Regions from separate parts of the Homo sapiens genome. Here region 1 is linked to region 2. Evidence: read pairs that join two places in POLR2A ChIA-PET (ENCODE). Cell type or tissue: Caco-2. All regions are shown on one strand. Each heading gives the region's core, and the rest is flanking DNA. Links, peaks and the distances in the headings are about the cores only. Region 1 overlaps CRISPLD2 (cysteine rich secretory protein LCCL domain containing 2). Region 2 overlaps COTL1 (coactosin like F-actin binding protein 1).

Evidence for each region. Peaks named below come from ENCODE experiments on the same cell type or tissue, not always from the same donor. Only the 100,000 strongest peaks of a DNase experiment are listed, where the experiment ranks them.
Region 1: POLR2A ChIA-PET joins it to region 2 with 10 read pairs; 2 of 35 experiments call an interaction of 5 or more read pairs at or near these places.

Annotation. Positions count from the first base shown.
Region 1 is chr16:84,837,811-84,843,189 of GRCh38, forward strand. CRISPLD2 (cysteine rich secretory protein LCCL domain containing 2) reads left to right here. Exons shown (of 15, transcript NM_031476.4): 2 at 612-925. The coding sequence starts at 686. Among named protein-coding and RNA genes, the nearest start is that of CRISPLD2, 21 kb to the left of the region's middle. In Caco-2, for the core only: no CTCF peak of the experiment used is centred there; a DNase peak (open chromatin) is centred at 4,181; H3K4me3 peaks cover 319 bases.
Region 2 is chr16:84,584,007-84,591,282 of GRCh38, forward strand. It overlaps COTL1 (coactosin like F-actin binding protein 1), which reads right to left. Exons shown (of 4, transcript NM_021149.5): 3 at 6,099-6,256. Among named protein-coding and RNA genes, the nearest start is that of COTL1, 30 kb to the right of the region's middle. RefSeq lists enhancers at 1-197, 2,182-2,231, 6,321-6,820. In Caco-2, for the core only: no CTCF peak of the experiment used is centred there; a DNase peak (open chromatin) is centred at 2,002.

The DNA of each region.
Region 1 (5,379 bases), core at 2,714-5,213, 260 kb after region 2:
GTAGGTGCTGATGAAGGGTTTTCTGAGGGAACAAAAGGCTGAGGCCTTGGCTGGACGTGGTTCTGGGCAGCTGTGTCTTAGTGTGCAACAGATGTGCGGGTGGGGCCCGGGGCGAGGGCCGTGATAAGAGGAGCCATATGTCAACCACTATTGGTAAACTGAGTCTGACTTCACAGGGACTAGAAGTTTGCTCTCAACGTTGGTCCACGGAGCATCCTTTGGTGATGGGAAATGACTTTAGCAATCCCCTTGGGGCAGGTGATAGAAGCTAATTTGTGCCTGAGATTCACCTGAGTCCTGAATGAATAAGAGATGCTGACTCATAATTAGAAAATGCAGGGACTCGCTCAAGGAAAACTTGAGTCCAGGAAGAACTGTTCTAGGTTATCCTCTTTGGAATCCTGACAGCTTGCCTCGCTGGAAACCCTTGGCGTAAATCCCAGCTCCACCACTTCCTGTCTGTGGGACCTTGCTTGTTTAGCTTCTGTGGGCCTCAGTTTCCGCATCTGTAAAATGGAGAGAGTCGTGTGTGCTGCGTTCGCTGCTCCAGCCAGCGCTGTGACCGGCTCCTACTAATGCGACTTCTCCCACCACCCTCTGCTTCCTTTCAGAGCTCAAGCGCCCAGCTCTGCCCGAGGAGCCCAGGCTGCCCCGTGAGTCCCATAGTTGCTGCAGGAGTGGAGCCATGAGCTGCGTCCTGGGTGGTGTCATCCCCTTGGGGCTGCTGTTCCTGGTCTGCGGATCCCAAGGCTACCTCCTGCCCAACGTCACTCTCTTAGAGGAGCTGCTCAGCAAATACCAGCACAACGAGTCTCACTCCCGGGTCCGCAGAGCCATCCCCAGGGAGGACAAGGAGGAGATCCTCATGCTGCACAACAAGCTTCGGGGCCAGGTGCAGCCTCAGGCCTCCAACATGGAGTACATGGTGAGCGCCGGCTCCGGCCGCAGAGGCTGGCACCGGGGGTGGGGCCTGGGCCACCAGCCTGCTCTGTTCCCCAGCCAGCTCTGTTCCCCAGCCAGTGCGTGTGATGGCTGGCTCAGGGTCTCCTCTGGCAGGGGAGGATCCCGGCTCTGTTCTGTTTTGTTTGTTTGTTTTGAGACAGGGTCTCACTCTGCCACTGACGCTGGAGTGCAATGGCACAATCGTCATGCCCTGAAACCTTAGACTCCCGGGGTTAAGCGATCCTGCTTCAGCCTCCCAAGTAGCTGGAACTACAGGCATGCACCATGGTGCCCAGCTAGATTTTAAATATTTTGTGGAGATGGGGGTCTTGCTACGTTGCCCAGGCTGGTCTTGAACTCCTAGGCTCAAGCAATCCTCCTGCCTCAGCCTCTCAAAGTGCTAGGATTATAGGCATGAGTCACCCTGTCTGGCTCTGGCTCTGTTCTTAACATTCTGCCAAAACAACACACGTGGGTTCCCTGTGCAGAGCCTGCCTCGTTGCCTTCATGTCACTCTTGGTAGCTCCACTGGGAACACAGCTCTCAGCCTTTCCCACCTGGAGGCAGAGTGGGGAGGGGCCCAGGGCTGGGCTTTGCTGATGCTGATCTCAGCTGTGCCACACGCTAGCTGCACCACCCTGACTTCTCCTTAGCCCGTGTGAGCCTCACTTTCCACTTGGAGAGTCCTTCCTCGCGTGGTTGCCATGACTGTGAGATAAGTCGAGGCTGTGAAGGGCCCGGCACAGACTGACCCTGCCTCCCCAACCCCTAGGCTTTGCTAACCGGGAAAGGAGCTAACGGTGACAGAAGACAGCCAAGGTCAACCCTCCCGGGTGATTGTGATGGGTGTTCCAGGTGTGGTTGGGCGATGCTGCTACTTGACCCCAAGCTCCAGTGTGGAAACTTCCTTCCTGGCTGGTTTTCCAGAACTACAGAGGAATGGACCACAGTCTTCCAGGGTCCCTCCTCGTCCACCAACCGGGAGCCTCCACCTTGGCCATCCGTCAGCTATGAATGGCTTTTTAAACAAACCCACGTCCCAGCCTGGGTAACATGGTAAAGCCCCGTCTCTACAAAAAAATCCAAGTTAGCCGGGCATGGTGGTGCGCACCTGTAGTCCCAGCTGCAGTGGGACTGAGGTGGAGGTGGAGGTGGGGGGTGGGAGCTGAGGAAGGAGGATCGCTTGAGCCTGGGAAGTCAAGGCTGCAGTGAGCTGAGATTGCACCACTGCACTCCAGCCTGGGTGACAGAGCAAGACCCTGTCTCAAAAAAAAAAAAAAAATCCACATCTCCCCCAGAGTCTGAGTCTTTGCCACTTTGTGGGTACAGGCATCATCATGTCTTTGGAATGCACCCATGGCCCCCTGCTGTGATTGCTCTGAGAGACACGCTGCCGTCTCATCTGTGTCTTTAAAGCTGTGGTCACGTTCCTTTGCCACAGGCTGAGCTGGCCTGGGTGATGACCCGTGTCTCCCCCACAAAGCTGCCATGGAGGGTCGTGGCATGAGGGTTGAGTGGCTATTACGTGCCACGTGAATTGTGTCCTCTTTAATCCTGACAGTAATCCTGGAAAATAGAAAGTATTAGCACCAATTTGCAGAAGAGAAAACTGAGGCTCAGAGAGGTTCATCTTTAAAGGACTTGTACAAACCACACAGCTACAAATGTACAAATGGTGAAGCTGGGATTCAAAGCCACCCTGTCTGTCCCCAAAACCTGCACATAGAAGGTGCTAATACGTATTTATTGTTTCTGTTTGTTTGTTTGTTTTTGAGACAGAGTGTTGCCCTGTCGTCCAGGCTGGGGTGCAATGGTGCCATCTCGGCTCACTGCAACCTCTGGCTCCTGGGTTCAAGCAATTCTCCTGACTCTGCCTCCTGAGTAGCTGGGATTACAGGCTTGCACCACCACGCCAGGCTAATTTTTTGTATTTTTATTAGAGACGGGGTTTCACCATGTTTGTATTTTTATTAGAGACGGGATTTCACCATGTTGGCCAGGCTGGTCACAAACTCCTGACCTCAAGTGATCCACCCACCTCAGCCTCCGACAGTGCTGGGATTACAGGCATGAACCACCGTGCCCGGCCTATACATATTTATTGAATGTGTGGGTAGGAGGCTCTGCTTCTCTGCCTTCCACATACCTGATATTTAATCAACTGGTGAATTCTATGTATTTTTGAGTGCCTCCCGTGTGCCCAGCACCCCGTGAGATTCTTGCTATAAAGAGGTGGACAAAGCAGATGAGGTCCCCGTCCACACGGCACCTCCGGACTAGTGTAGCCAGGAAGTATTTGTGGAGCACCTTCGATGTGCCAGGCACTGTCCTGGATTCCCGGAAGAGGCATGATTATGAGTTGTGCAGAGTTAGATGAAGAAATACGGGGAGCTGCAAGAAAGAACGTTAGGGGTGGAAGAATCCTGACTGAGAGGGAGGAGTAAGGGTGGCCCACTCTGCGGAGGAGCCATCTCAGTTAAGACCTGAAGAGTGAGCATGGTTGAGCAAGCAAGCGTGCAGGGAAGGGTGTTCTGGGCAGAGGGAACAGAAGGTGTGAAAGCCACCACCGCCTCGTGAGTCTCTTTCCTTAACGGGAGAAAAGCTTCGGGTCTCAGAGGAGCTCTCAAAAAGCCAGCAGGGCCATGGCTCATTTCTGAGGGAGTGAGGCCATTGGAAGAGGTCAGAGAGGCAGGCAGGGGCAAATCACACAGGGCTTTGAGGCTAGGTGAGGAGCCTGCCTTTTTTTCTATGAGGAATAGAGTTTTGGTATTGCTGAAATGGGGGTAAAAAAGAAAAAAAAAGAAACAGGGTTTTTTTGCGGGAGAGGATGCATTTATGACTGTGAAGCACTTTTTTTTTTTGAGACAGAGTCTCGCTCTGTCCCCCAGGCTGGAGTGCAGTGGCGTGATCTCGGCTCACTGCAACCCCCGACCCCTGGGTTCAAGCGATTCTCCTGTCTCGGCCTCCCAAGTAGTTGGGATTATAGGTGCCCACCACCATGGCCAGCTAATTTTTGTATTTTTAGTAGAGACGGTGTTTGCCATGTTGGCCAGGCTGGTCTCAAATTCCTGGCCTCAGGTGATCCACCCACTTCAGCCTCCCAAAGTGCTGGGATTACAGGAGTGAGCCACTGCGCCTGGCTGTGAAACACTTTTGCTGCTGTGCGGTGTTGGGGATTGGAGGGCGCAGCAGGAAGCAGGGAGGCGGCTCAGGTGACGGGCAGGTGAGGAGTGACGGGGCGGTATTTGGGCGGGAGGCGGGGAGTGAAGAACAAAGAGCCGTTCCGGAGACCTGGGAGGCATTGCCCATGGGTCAGGGCTACACTGGTTTTCTGGCTGGGCTTTCTGTCTTTCTCCAAGCTCTGGACACACCGCACCGTGAGAAAGGCTCCTGGAAGCAGAGCAACCCTGCCCGGGGGCTGTTTCTGAAGGGGCAGAGCAGAGGCTGGAAAACCTGCAAGCCTTCCCTCAGAGTCACTGCGTTCCCTCGTGCCACGCTCCCCTCCTCTTCCAAGTCAGTTAGCCTCCCTCCCTCCCTCCCTCCCCGCCTGCCTGCCTGCCCGCCCTCCGTCCCTCCCTCCCTCCCTCCTTCTTTCCTTCCTTCTTTCCTTCCTTTCTTTCTTTCTTATTGTTTTTTTTTTGAGACAGATTCTAGCACTGTCGCCTAGGCTGGAGTGCAGTGGTGCTATCTCGGCTCACTGCAACCTCCACTTCCCGGTTCAAGCGACTCTCCTGCCTCAGCCTCCTGAGTAGCTGGAACGACAGGTGCGCACCAGCACACCCGGCTAATTTTTGTATTTCTGGTAGAGGCGGGGTTTCACCACGTTGGCCAGGCTGGTCTTGAATTCCTGACCTCAGGTGATCCGCCCACCTCAGCCTCCCAAAGTGCTGGGATTACAGGCATGAACCACTGTGCCCAACCTACGTTTTTCTTTTTCGCCGCCAATTTCTGAGAGCAGAGGGGGCTTGTTGGAACATGCTGTTGGGAGAGTTGCTTTATGAGAAATGAAAGGAAAGGGGCCATGGGAACGTTGAGACCCATTGAATCCGCGCATCCCTGGTGGCTTGGCCTTGGTCCTCATGGGGCAGGGAGGCCCCACGTCTCTCTGGAGAGGTTGTCAGCATCTGGGACTGGAGCTTGACTGAGCTGCGACCCCCAGGATCCCAGATGCTTCCCGCCTCCCGGTCTGGAGCAGGCTGGGTTCATGCTGGTCTTCTTGTCCCTGCACTGTGTGGTCCTCCCGGTTTCATGCAAGACTTAGTGCCAGTGAAAGGAGCTTCTTTGCAGCAGGGAAAGTCAGGCCGCCCGGGCAGCCCAGAGCAGGCCTTTCATGTTTTCCTGTTTGTTTACTTGGTGATGTTTCAGGATTGGAGCTGGGATCTGGGTCCTTTGGTCTAAAAGGCCGGCCTGCTGGGGAGGCTGAGCCTTCATGGATGC
Region 2 (7,276 bases), core at 700-3,199:
CCAAGCATGGCTCTAAATCAAGAGAGCCTGGCCCTGGCACATCGCAGGTCACTACCAGCGGTCACTGCATTGTCCCCACAATCCTGCAGAGACACGAGAACGATAGGAGCGAGGTTCTGTCCTGGGCACCAGCCGGGTACTTCTGTGTGGCAGACAACAGCTGTGGCCAGCCAGCCGTGCGTGCTGTGCGTTCAGCGCATTCCCCGGACTGGAGTCTGGGCATCGCAATCGCCCTGCCCAGCTTGCCTGGCAGCCCCTGCTGCCCCGTGGCCTTGCTGGCATTTGTCTTGTTTTGTCTTGTTTTCCCCCAGCCACAGACGCCTCTCAGTTTCTCAGGCTCTGAATACAGATTAAAGAGGATCAGAGTTGAACTTCACTCCTAATTCTTCCAGGCTCTAGCCCCAGCTCTATCACTCATTAACTGTGAGTTTAGGGCAGGTCCTAGCACTGCTGTGGGCCTCAGTTTCCCCATATGCTGATGCACCTGTGTGCCGGCCACAGGTGAAGTATGAGCTTTTTGAGGTCAGCGCTGGCAAGTGTGGGTGAGGCCAGACCCTTCCTGTGTGGCTGACGGCTGGCAATATCCGTGAACAACAAGATTCACGCCCTGTGTCCTGGAGCTGAGCATCTGTATCTAGCATCTCCTAAGGAAATAATCTACAGTGTAGAAACATTTCTTGCGTGAACTGTGCATCACGGTGTTGTCTAAACAGAAAACTGGAAATAACAGCTACTACTTCCGGGTCCCAGAAATTAAGACATTGTTCTAAGCACTTTCCCTATATTTGCTCATTTAATCCCCACCACAACCCTACAAGGCAGGCACTATATTGCCCTTACTTTATACATCAGGTGACTGAGCCCAGAGAGGGTAAGCCATGTGCCCAAGGCCACACAGTAAGTGATGGAGCTGAAATTTGAACCCACGCCATCTGGCTCCAAAGTCCACCGTACTACACCTTCCCCCTTGGCAAAGTAAAATAAGGTTCATTTAAAGGTAAAATGCCTTCATAAACAAATTACTCCATTAAAACAAAAGAAAAGAAAAATTTCCAGAATACGCCAAAATAGAATATGACACAGCAAGTCAACTCATCCCATTCTTCATTTTACAAATGAGGACACTGAGGCCCAGGGAGGGAGAGACTTGCCCATGGTCAGGCAGGTGGTTAGTGACATACAGATCCCTCCACTAAAATTAGCTGGGTGTGGTGACACACACCTGTAATCCCCAGCTTCTCGAGAGGCTGAAGCACCAGAATTGCTTAAGCATGGGAGGCAGAGGCTGCAGTGAGCTGAGATTGTGCCACTGTACTCCAGACTGGGTGACAGAGTGAGATTGTCTCCAAAAAAAAAAAAAAAAATCGCCCCCCTGGATTCAAGTTCCTCCACATCAATGACCGTGCAATTAATTTACACCCTCCACGTTTCACACAAAGCACAAGAATGCATGTGCATTACTTTATTACTGTCAAAAAGTCAAGGGTTTATTAATACAGTAATCTTAAACTAAAAGCCAATCTACTTCTTCTTCATATGGAAATGATGGCAAAAAGTGCAGCTGGGGAAGTGACCTGGTCCCCAAGACATGGCACCCGGAATGGGCCCATCTGGAAGGTCCCTTAGAGAACATCCGCTCTGAATCCCCGTGAAGCAGAGGGGAAGTTGATAGGCATGCCAGTCTCTGCATGGTTTTAGCGGCCGTGGAAAGACAGCATTATACCAGCAGAATGGACCCTTTGTCACCTAAATGGCTATATTTGCAACTGCAGTATAAATGTAAGGTCTTGTAGCAGCTTCAGATAATTAACATTCGTAAGTGGAGAGGTGGAAAATGCAAATGATAATGGTCAAAATATGAGCCTGCACCTGTAGTTCAGGCCAGTATTCCAGCTCCCCCACTGCAATGCACATCTGCGCTTCTTCATTCACCAGCATCCCTTTCTCTAACAACTGGGATCACGCTGGAGCTGCCAATCATGAAACCCCGCCTCCCTGCCCAAAGGCGTGTGCACGTGACCCAAGCTGGGCCAATCAGGGTCCTCTTAAGAGATTGACGGACACTGAGGAAAGAGGCCTCTCTCTTCTGGGATCCTGACCCAGAGGGACCACCATAGCATGGACCGTTTCTTTGGCTGTGCAGAGGCTGCCTGACGCCAACCCCAGAGAAAAACAGAACTGAGAGATGAGATGAAAATACTGCATGAGCCCTCGATCTAGCCACACCTAAAGCCGAAACCCCTGCACTTCCCACTACCAAGAGCCAAGCAATTCCTCTTTGTGCTTCAACTTACTTGAGCTTGCAAACGTAAGAATTATCACCACTACTCCCACCTAAAGGTTCCCAGCAGGGAATTAATTTCCTCCAATCCCCCTCAGTCACCGGCGCACCTACCCAAACTGAAAAGAGTTCTAGAGAGGAAAGAAACTCTGCAGACTGCCTTAGTGGGTATGAGGTTTCCTTTGGGGGTGATGAGAAAGTTCTGGAACTAGACAGCAGTGATGGCTACACAACATTGGAACTCTGTTTAATGTAGCTGAATTGTACTTTAAAATGGCTACAATGGTAAACTTTATGTTATTGTATTTTACAATTTTTTATTATTTATTTAATTTATTTTAGACAGAGTCTTGCTGCAATCTCGGCTCAGTCTCCTGAGTTGATCTCCTGGGTTCAAGCAATTCTCCTGCCTCAGCCTCCCGAGTAGCTGGGACTACAGGCCACGTGCCACCATGCCTGGCTACTTTTTTGGTATTTTTAGTAGAGACGGGGTTTGTGTTGGCATGTTCGCCAGGCTGGTCTCGAACTCCTGACCTCAGGTGACCGGCTGCCTTGGTCTCCCAAGGTGCTAGGATTACAGGCATGAGCCACCACGCCTGGCCTGTATTTTACCACAGTTTTTTAAATAGGAAGACAAAAGAGAATTGCAAGATCTGCAATGTGGTGCCCCGTGTACACATCCTGGCGAGCCCCCTCCCTCTGCTCCCTTTCCTCCCGGCGACGTCCAGGAGTGGGCCAAGCACGGCGGGCGGAATTCAGCAGGAGACCTTTGGCCACAGAACAGGACTTCTTTTTCATTTTCCATCCTGCTGCCACTCGGAAGACCCCTGGAAGCTGGTTAACCATTAAAACCCAACTGGCCTGGAGAAAAACAGCCTGTAGGGTTGAATAAGTGGTTTTCCAAAACAAGGGCTCCCAGGCCAGACAGGGTGCAGACAGCAGTGTCAACCAGGAACGCTGACTACATGTGAAACAAATGGCCTTTGTCAGCATTTCCTCGGTCCCAGGCACAGTGCTAGCACTGCTCAAAGCCAATCTGATGCCCATACCTTTTAAAAATGATTATCTCGCCTCTTAACTCCGGAACCCCACCTCCCGAGATTGTTTTCTAAAAGAATAACTCAACAGAAGACAGAAAGGAGCTGCATGTATTAAAATGTTGGTTGGAACATTCTTTATAAAAATAAAAATTGGAAGCAACTTAAGAGGCCAAGAACAGGGGAACATTTAGTACATGACGGTACACTTGTGAACCAGGACACTCTGCTACCAGAAAACCATGAATTACAAAGGTGGTGCATCCATATCATTTATGAAATTACATTAACCTTAAAAAAAGCAGCTGCAGATGAGAGTGTGACCTATAGGCTGGGACCACAGCAAAGCCGAAAGGCAGGAGGCGAGCCCGTCCAGAGAGTGGCCAGGAGGGACGTCCAAAAGCGGGAACTGACAGGGGGACCACAGGACTCTATTATGTCCTATCATTATTTATTTATTTATTTATTTATTTTATTTATTTTTTTGGAGACTCGCTCCAAAAAAGGCTAGATCTTGGCTCACTGCAACTTCCGCCTCCTGGTTTCAAGAGATTCTCCTGTCTCAGCCTCCTGAGTAGGTGGGATTACAGGTGCCCACCACCACACCCGGCTAATTTCTGTATTTTTAGCAGAGACAGAGTTTTGCCATGTTGGCCAGGCTGGTCTCAAACTCCTGACCTTACGTGATCCGCCTGCCTTGGCCTCCCAAAGTGCTAGGATTACAGGAGGGAGCCATGACACCTGGCCATATTGTTATTTTTTAAATAAAAGTTTTATTAGGGGCTGGGCGTGGTGGCCTATAATCCAAGCACTTTCGGAGGCTGAGGTGTAGGAATGCTTGAGTCCAGGAATTCGAGGCCAGCCTGGGCAATATAGTGAGATCCTGTCTCTCTTAAAAATAATAATAATAATAATAATAATTTATTTTAGAAGAGCTTTGGAGTTACAGAAAAGTTGCAAGAGGTAGCACCGAGTTTCCATATTACCTTCCTCTTAACACACACATACATATTTCACTACTGTTAACATCTTACATTACTGTGGTACATTTGTCACAGTGAAAACGTCAACATTGGTACATTACAATTAATTAAACTCCCGACTTTATTTATATTTCAACAGCTTTTCTGTTCTAAGGTCCAATTCAAGATAGCACATTGCAGATAGCCTATTTTTTTGTTTGTTTTTCTTTTTGCAACAGGGTCTCACTCAGTCTGACTACACTCACTCAGTCTGAGTGCAGTGGCGAGATCTTGGCTCACTGCAGCCTCGCCCTCCTAGGCTCAAGCCATCCTCCCACCTCAGCCTCCCAAGTAGCTGGGACTACCGGTATGCACCACCACACAGGGCTAATTTTTTATTCTTTTGTACAGATGGAGTATTATTAATACTATGTTGCCCAGGCTGGTCTTGAACTCTTGGACACAAGCAATCCTCCCACCTTAGCCTCCCAAAGTGCTGAGATGACAGGTGTGAGTCACTGTGCTCAGCCCGTTTTTGTTTTTGACAATTTGGTGATTTCTGGTATATTCACAGATATGTGCAACCACCATGATAGTCAATTTTAAAGCATTTTCATGACCTCAAAAAGAAACCCTGTGTCTTTAGCTATCACCCACTTCCATCATTAGACTATTATTTTTTATTTGTTTTTTATTTATTTTGAGACAGGAATTCGCTCTGTTGCCCAGGCTGGAGTGCAGTGGTGCGATCATGGCTCACTGCACCCTTGACCTCCTGGTTTCCAGCGAACCTCCCGCCTCAGCCTCCCAAGTAGCTGGGACTACAGCCATGTGCCACCATGCCTGGCTCATTTTATTTTGTTATGTTTTGTAGAGATGGGGTCTCACTATGTTGCCCAGGTTGGTCTCAGACTCCTTAGCCAAGCAATCCTCCCACCTCAGCCTTCCAAAGTGCTGTGATTTACAGGCGTGAGCCACCGCACCCAGCTGAGTCTATTGTTTTTAAACGTTTGTTTTATCATGGACCAATTACATTGCTTTGAATCTTTAAAATAATGTGCATGGTGGAGGATGGGCAGTGGTACCCCCCGCCCTCTGTAACAGACAAGCTGCTGAAGGGACGTGTAACACACTGTTTCTGGTCACCTGAACAACAGTTTAAAGGCGCAGTAAGAGGGAGAGATTCCCTACTTCATGGGTTGTGAGAAATCCTTTTGCGAAATGGAGATCCCTTTAGTAGGGAAAGACCTCTCTCCCTCATCTACCCTACCCCGGGGTTACCTTTTGGAGTTCAGATTTTCTTTTCTCAACATGACCGTGTTACCCGTACCCCAAGTGAACAACCTTGGAAGTTTCTGACATTGCAAATGTCCATTTTCTTTAATGGCCAGAATGGAAAAGACTTAAAGTAGGCACTGTTCAGAGAGGGTACAAATGAATTCTCCCACGGGATCCTTGCGACCACCGCCGACAGTCAGCCAGGACACCACAGGGTAGTGGCCGCTATTCTGGTCCCCCCACCAGTTCCCGTCTCTAGAAGCAAGCAACCTGCCCCACCCACGGAGGCAGGCACCCAGCTGCCAAGCTTCTGTTATGGGATAGGTGGGATCGTAAACACAGTTAACTCCTCCTAGCCAGCATCCTGAAACAATTCTGGTGACATTTCACCAATGGCTTTACTGGTGCAGAGACATAGCATGGCTTGTCCCAAGTCACAGCTAAGCTACAGACCCAGGAGTCGAACCCAGCCCTCTCCCTCCTTGCAGGATGGTGACCCTTGGCGAGCTTTGACCTCCAGACTCTGGAGGAACTCAGTACCTGTACGACCTCCTTCACCAGGGTCTTGTCCGTCCCGGTTTTGGCGCGCTGCAGCCCGCTGACGTTCTCACCGATCCACGTGATGAGGGCAAACTTGGACCTCTTGCTCATGGCATCCCCGGTGGTGAAGCGCACGAAGGCAAACAACCGGACGTCATCTGTGGCCAAAAGCGAAAAGAGAACATGGTGCTGCGTTAAAACACCCCCATGTCATGTCCCTGGGGAGAGGCTGTGAGCCACGAGTGCGCCTGGAGCAGCACAGCAGGAGACCGGTGCAGTTCCCTGGGAGCACCATGTGCAGAGGACAGGAGGGAAGCACTCATCCGCTGCCCTTGTCACACTCCCCTGAATCCTGGCAACAGTGCTGCAGGCTTCATGCCCATTTCACAGATGGGAAATGGAGATTCAGAGAAGTCACATGGCACTTTCAAGGTTGTGAGGGAATTCAAGGTCATGCTGGGATTTAAACCCAGGCCTTTCTGGCTGCAACGCCTACAGCCTTCCTACAATCAAGGCTCAAAGTCTGGGTGGGCCCATTGCACAGATGTGGGTGCCGCCAGCAGTGCCAGGGCCCAGCCAAAAAAAATTTAAAAATAAAAATTTAAAAAGGCTCAAATTATGGATCTTATTTAGGGACCAGAAATTCATCCTCTTTGTAGACCAGAAATTCATCAACTCTTTTTGCCTCAATCTTTGCAGTTTGGAATGAGACTCTACACTGTAGAGAGACAGGAGGGGCAAGGGGGGTGCTGGGTATGAAGAGGAAACAAAGAAAATGGCTCTTAATTTGGCCCGGGATATGGCTCCGAGGATATTTCACTTATGACTAGGGCAATTAGGTCAACAATGAATTCTGAACACATTTCCATTGGCTGTGTTATGCTTGTTCTATCTTATATAGTCATTTTTATTAAAATGGCTTTGAGGGCTATTTTGTTCCATTGATCCACATTAAGTTTTATTTCAATGCCACACTGTTTTTATTATCATGACTTTAAAATTTGTTTCACAATCCACTATGCTAAGTTCCCCCACCCTCCACTGCTCTGTATTATCAAAATATCATTTGATATTCTGGAATTTTTTTTTTTTTTTTTGAGACAGAGTCTCGCTCTGTCGCCCAGGCTGAAGTGCAGTGGCGCGATCTCGACTCACTGCAAGCTTGGCCTCTAGGGTTC